Linked DNA regions of Homo sapiens: region 1 is linked to region 2. A link is a contact called in ENCODE Hi-C or POLR2A ChIA-PET data. All regions are on one chromosome and are shown on one strand. The core of a region is the stretch at or near the end of the contact, and the rest is flanking DNA. Distances in the headings are between cores, read along the strand shown.

Region 1 (2,927 bases), core at 88-2,587, 2.0 Mb after region 2:
GAGGGCCGTTTGGACAGGCTGTGCCTGGAGATTTCTGGCCTCATAAAATCCTCCTGGTCTCTTAGGAGAGCTGGTGACACTCTCCAGGTGAGTCCTTGTGTAATTATTAAGGACTCGCCTTTCTCAAGCTGGCGGGGAAAGGGGTTGCTGAGAAGGGAGAAATCTGGAGCCTAAGTGACCTAAATGACCAGAACATAGTTATTTATGACTAACTAGGACTATGGATGGTGCTTTGGAATTATCAAAGAACTACAAACTTCCCTTCATCTGTCCTACCAACAACTTTAAGAGAGTTGTTTTGTTTTTGCCATTTGAAAGGTGAGGTACCTGAGGCTCAGAGAGGTAAAGTGATTCCTTGCAGGTTGTACAGTAAACTCACAAGACTGGGCTTGAGCCCAAACCTTCTGAGTCAAATTTTCACATCCTTTCCATTCTCCATTGCACCTTGATTTAGAGAGTCAGCAGTTCCCCAGACTCAGCTCTTTGAACCCACTGTGCCTGACTGCGAGCTGCCCACTCAAGCCCAAGGGGTGGGGGCAATGGGGTGCAAACCCTCAGTGGGAAGGTAGCAGTTTCCAGGGCCTCACTGAACTCCTGGGCTGATGGGGGAACAGGGAAGAAACCTCAAATGCCTACCTGATAATTCTGGGCAGCTTCTTCGATCAAGCTGACATTATGGGATTTGTGGTCCTTGGATTCACGACACACAAAACAGAGGAACTTCCCATCATCCTCGCAGAAATAGTGGAACATCTCCTGGTGCCTCGGGCATGTAGCCTCTTTCCTTTTGGACTGCACCTCAGAGGCTTGTAGAGCTTGGATTTTCTCCACCAGATTCCGCAACAGCGAGTTGAACCTGATTGCGTTCTTCCTTACGGAAGTTTTGCAGAGGGGACATTTGAAAAATCCACATGATGTTTCCCCAATCTGAGTGATGCATTTGAGGCAGAAATTGTGCCCACAGTCGATGGTGACAGGTTTCTGCAGAATGTCCAGGCAGATGGGGCAGATCACTTCCTCTTGCAGTTTGTTCACAAACTGCCCACTGGCCATGACAGAACAACAGGGCTGTTTCAAGACTGTAGGAAGCTGTGCCAAGTCTGTAGGAGCCCCGGAGTCCACTGTGGATACTGTTTCTAGGAAGGGAGAAGGGAGTCAGAGAAAGTGGAGGTCAGAGATTCTGCCAATTAGTTAGAAGAGCAGAGAGAGAGGAAAAGAAGAGGGAGAAAAAAATAAAGAAATGATAGAAAAGCGTAAAATTTAGGATCTAGAAAATATTATAAAGAGAGGAAAACAGATGGGCAGTCCTACCTTGCTACCTCTTGAGAACAAATGGATACTTTGAATGTGTAATAGGCTGCTTATAAAGTGAAATAAGTTGTCCTGAACTTTGGACTAAAGGTATGTTTGTATGGTGGTTGACTAAGATCAGAATGACCGGGGCACCAAACACCACTTATGGGGGATTTCCCAATCAGCTCTGAGTAGGGAGTGGAGGGGTGGGTGGTGATGCCTACTGAAAGGTCACAGCCAGTTCACTGCAATGCTTTGGGCATCTTGTATGCAAAGTTCAAGCCTTGGTAGAGCATCTGGAAAGTAGGGGAAGGGCAATTCTCTACCTCAGGTGCTTTGGCTCCTCACAGAATTTTGTGAAAATGTGGAGGTTATCATCACCTACCTTGGGGAATTTCCAGTCACAGGGTCAACCAACCACTCCCTAGCTCAGTAGGATAGGCAAGGAACTTCCTTTCTAAAGAGTTGTTCTTTGTTTTTGCACTTTGCTCTTGCCCCTGGTGATCTTCTGTCTCCCCACAACACCTGTAGTAGTCTGTCCTCTGTTGATTTTTTCTCTGTATGTCTCCAGTATGCTGGTGTCTCCGTGCCCATTCTTTGCTTTGCCAATTCTGTCTATATGTTCTTCTTCTTCCTTCTTGGTGCTTCTCTGATCCCTGACTTGCCTTCTATGGCTTTTGTTATGACTAGGAATATATCAACCAGTGTTACATACATTCCCTTCTGTACATTCATGTCCTAACCTTCCCTCCTTGCCTCTTGTCTTAAGGAAAAGGGTGCTTCCTCCCTACCCCTTCTCTTGGTATAGCTTCCACCCTCACCTCCTCACTCTCCATTATCAGCCGTCTGTCCCCAGCAAGAAGTACACCATTAATTTTTGTCTGATCTTAATCTTAGGTCAAACAGGGCTTGTGGATGATTATTATAATAATAGCCAGAGTGATCATACACTCTGCTTTGCCTGGAACCATCCTGGGTTTCACTTTGTCCTGGTGTAATTATTAATAGCACCTCCTTTCACTTTCAGAAATGTCCAGTTTGGACTATAAATTATGTGGCTCCCCTTATAGCAACTGCTGTAAACCAAAGACTTTCAGAAATGTTATACCTCCAGACCTTTCTTTTTGTTTGTTTTAGGGTTAAATTAAAACAGTCTAACATCTGTAAATTGTTTTACTTACACTCCTAAACTGCTGGCCCCTAGAAGCAGAATTTAACTTTTGACAGGTTTTGTTTGACTGGCATGATGATTTAGAAAATAATGATAATGTAGATGCCTTTAGAGAGGGTGGCTATGTTCCCCACCGCTCTGCTACCTCACGTCTCCTTGGCCCTTGAAGGCATTTGACATTATGACTCTGATTTATAGATTTATTTTGCTTATATTACCTCATTTAAGTCTCACCTGTAAGAAATTATCTTTATCCTTTCTCAAAAAAGGAACTCAGTATTCTTCAGAATCACTTGGAAAACTTGTTAAAATTCAGATTTGCTGAACTCCAGTAGAGACTTTCTCTTTCAACAGGTCCTTGGTGGAGCCTGATGATTGACATCTTAAGCAAATTCTCTGGAGAAGTCGATGCTCCTGATGGAGGCTCACACATTGATAACCCCTGGTTTAGAGACACTACTAA
Region 2 (2,757 bases), core at 62-2,561:
GCACTCACCCAAGGCTCTCACTATCTCTCCACCCAACGCTCTTTTGCTCACTCAGCTCCAGAAAAACAAGCACCCTTCCTTTGCCCAAAATACTTAAAACACACTCCACTCCAGGCTTTTGCATTTGTTATCCCTCTCCCTGAAACATCTTTATCCCTGATGGCCCATTCCCTCAGCTCCCTCAATCTTTGCTCAAATGTCAATTTCCTAGTCAGGTCCTCCATGAATATCCTATTTAAATTGCATCACTTCATTCTCACCCCAAATTCCCTATTTCCTTTATTTTCTCCTTAGAACTGATATCCACTCTCTATACACTATGTATATTTTTTGGTTTATTGCCTGCCTCCCCAGCACACACACACACACACACACACATACACACACACACAAGATTATAAATTCCATGAAAGGAAGGGCATTGTTTTGCTCAAAATTAGTTCCAGCTTCCACAATAGTGCCTGGCATAGTAGATAAATCAATATTTGTGTAAGAAAGGAGAAGAGGGAGTAAAAAACTAAGAGCATTTTTCACCCATCAATTTGGCAAAGATCAAAATATTTTATAACACTGTGTTGACAAGTATAGGTAAATAAGAATACTGCTAGTAGATCCTATGATTGGTGATTTGGCATTAACAAAAGTACAAATTTCCCTATTCTATGCTGTAGTAATTCCCTTTCTAGACATACAGACTATGGATATATCCTTACACATGAAAAATGATGTGAGTTCACAGTAAGTTATTGCAGCAATGTTTGAAAAAGAAGAATTGGAAACAACCTCATGACCACCAATGGGGTACTTATTAACAAATTATAGAACATAATACACAGTTGAATACCGTGCAGTTGTTTAAAAAAGAGCAAGATCAAGGAAACACTTATGTACAGCCTTTACCAAGACCACCTGGTAAAAAGAAAAATAAGAAAGGTACAGAAGTGCTACTATTTGTGCAGAGGGGAAAAAGCGCGGACAATCTATAACGGTGTAATATATCTACGGAAGGATATACAAGTCACGAAAAATATTGTCAAACTAGACGCTGGGGGACATTTACTCTTTTTAATAAATGTATGTGAATGCATTACTTATCCATATTACTCAATAATTAAACCGAAAAACGTTTTAAAGAAGTACAAATAAGACTTGCTCGCAGATCCCGCAATCCCATCAATACGAGGCGTAAAAGCCGGGTCCTCCACTGGCTAGGGCCGAGGAGGCAAGCACTCAAGCTGCCACAGAGGCGAAGCTTCCTAGAGCGGCCCGGAAGTGCCCGGCTGAAGCGGCCGGGCGCCGATTGGTGTCTTTGAGTCTAGTCTTTGTTCGGGGCTGTCCAAAGGACGCTAGCTGTTGCACCTGTTCCTCCCTGCGCGTAAGGTGAGTGTCTCCCGGCTCCCAGGTGGAGAAAAGGGGACAAGACGCAGCTGTGGTCAGCAGCAACACCCTCCCCACACCTCCCTGTCGCGGGCAGAGTGTAACACTCCTGTCCCTCCCTCCGCCCCCCAACAGATCTACAGGAGAGGATTTGGCCCAGCCTTCCGGGAGAGGATGGGTGGAAGGGGGACACTGGTTGCGGGTTCCTCTGCAGAGGCATCTGTCTGATCCCCTTCCAGGGTTGGCACACATATCCTATAACCAGTGAATCCTGGGGGCACAAGCTGGCCCGTGCATCTCATGGTAACAGAATGAAGAGCCTTTTAACAAAGCCGTTAATAATACTTGGCGTTTATTTAGTGCTTACTAGTGCCCGCTGCCATGCCAGGGACGTTGCATACGTTCTCATGTAATCTGTATATCAACCCTGTAACACACATGAGAATTGTACCTGAGGATCTGTAGTTCTAGTCCAGATAAATAACTTCCTCTAAGTTACACAATAGAGCACAGATTCAAATCATATCCCTGCGTCACTGTTTTTTGTTTTGTTTTGTTTTGTTTTGTTTCAGCTTCCTATAAGACTGTTTTCTCTGATTGACTTCTGGTGGCTTGGCTTCATTATGATGTGTTTATGTTCACAGAAATTTTTGTAATTTCTCTATGGTAACAACTTTTTATGCCTTAGGAGTGTCTCTGAGGCAGGATTCTAAGAGATTCTCTTTGACTCAATCCCAGATAGAGGATAAATCTCCTGGCAAAGCCCAGAATGACCACAGCCCTGGAACCTGAGGACCAAAAAGGACTTCTGATAATTAAGGCAGAGGACCATTACTGGGGACAGGATTCCAGCTCACAAAAGTGCAGTCCTCACAGGAGGGAACTCTATAGACAACACTTCAGGAAGCTCTGCTATCAGGATGCACCTGGACCCCGTGAAGCTCTTACCCAGCTGTGGGAGCTCTGCCGTCAGTGGCTGAGGCCAGAATGCCACACCAAGGAGCAGATTTTAGACCTGCTGGTGCTAGAACAGTTCCTGAGCATTCTTCCTAAAGACCTGCAAGCATGGGTGCGTGCACACCATCCAGAGACTGGAGAGGAGGCAGTGACGGTACTGGAGGATCTGGAGAGAGAGCTTGATGAACCTGGAAAGCAGGTGTGAAGGGGCAGTCATCTGGCTGTGAGTGATCAGGGGATATGGATGGAGCCAAAGCAAAAGGCATATGAAAGAACATCTGAAAATATTTATCCTCTAAAGAACAAGGCATAGGAAGGGACCTGACTACCTATGTCAAATAATTAAAGTGTGGCTGGGTAAAGAGAGGAGAGTCACTAGACTGATTCTATGCCTGTTTGGAAGGCTAGGATCAGTGGGAAGTT

The links. Hi-C counts contacts between places; a loop is a spot of excess contacts on that map. ChIA-PET counts read pairs that join two places held with the same protein, here RNA polymerase II (POLR2A).
Region 1: a map of psoas muscle shows a loop between it and region 2 (21-fold over the local background). The contact joins the promoter of TRIM31 here to the promoter of ZSCAN16 in region 2. A Hi-C loop is called at or near these places in 1 of 168 maps with a recorded cell type or tissue (psoas muscle). POLR2A ChIA-PET finds 5 or more read pairs at or near these places in 1 of 52 experiments (H1).

The regions. Positions count from the first base shown.
Region 1 is chr6:30,111,753-30,114,679 of GRCh38, forward strand. TRIM31 (tripartite motif containing 31) reads right to left here and starts at 1,338. Exons shown (of 9, transcript NM_007028.5): 1 at 1,312-1,338; 2 at 637-1,136. The coding sequence starts at 1,053. It overlaps TRIM31-AS1 (TRIM31 antisense RNA 1), which reads left to right. Exons shown (of 4, transcript NR_126470.1): 3 at 1-87; 4 at 2,819-2,927. RefSeq lists an enhancer at 781-1,980.
Region 2 is chr6:28,123,298-28,126,054 of GRCh38, forward strand. It overlaps ZSCAN16 (zinc finger and SCAN domain containing 16), which reads left to right and starts at 1,312. Exons shown (of 4, transcript NM_025231.3): 1 at 1,312-1,380; 2 at 2,116-2,533. The coding sequence starts at 2,147. The region is part of intron 1 of ZSCAN16-AS1 (ZSCAN16 antisense RNA 1); the gene reads right to left. RefSeq lists an enhancer at 956-1,457.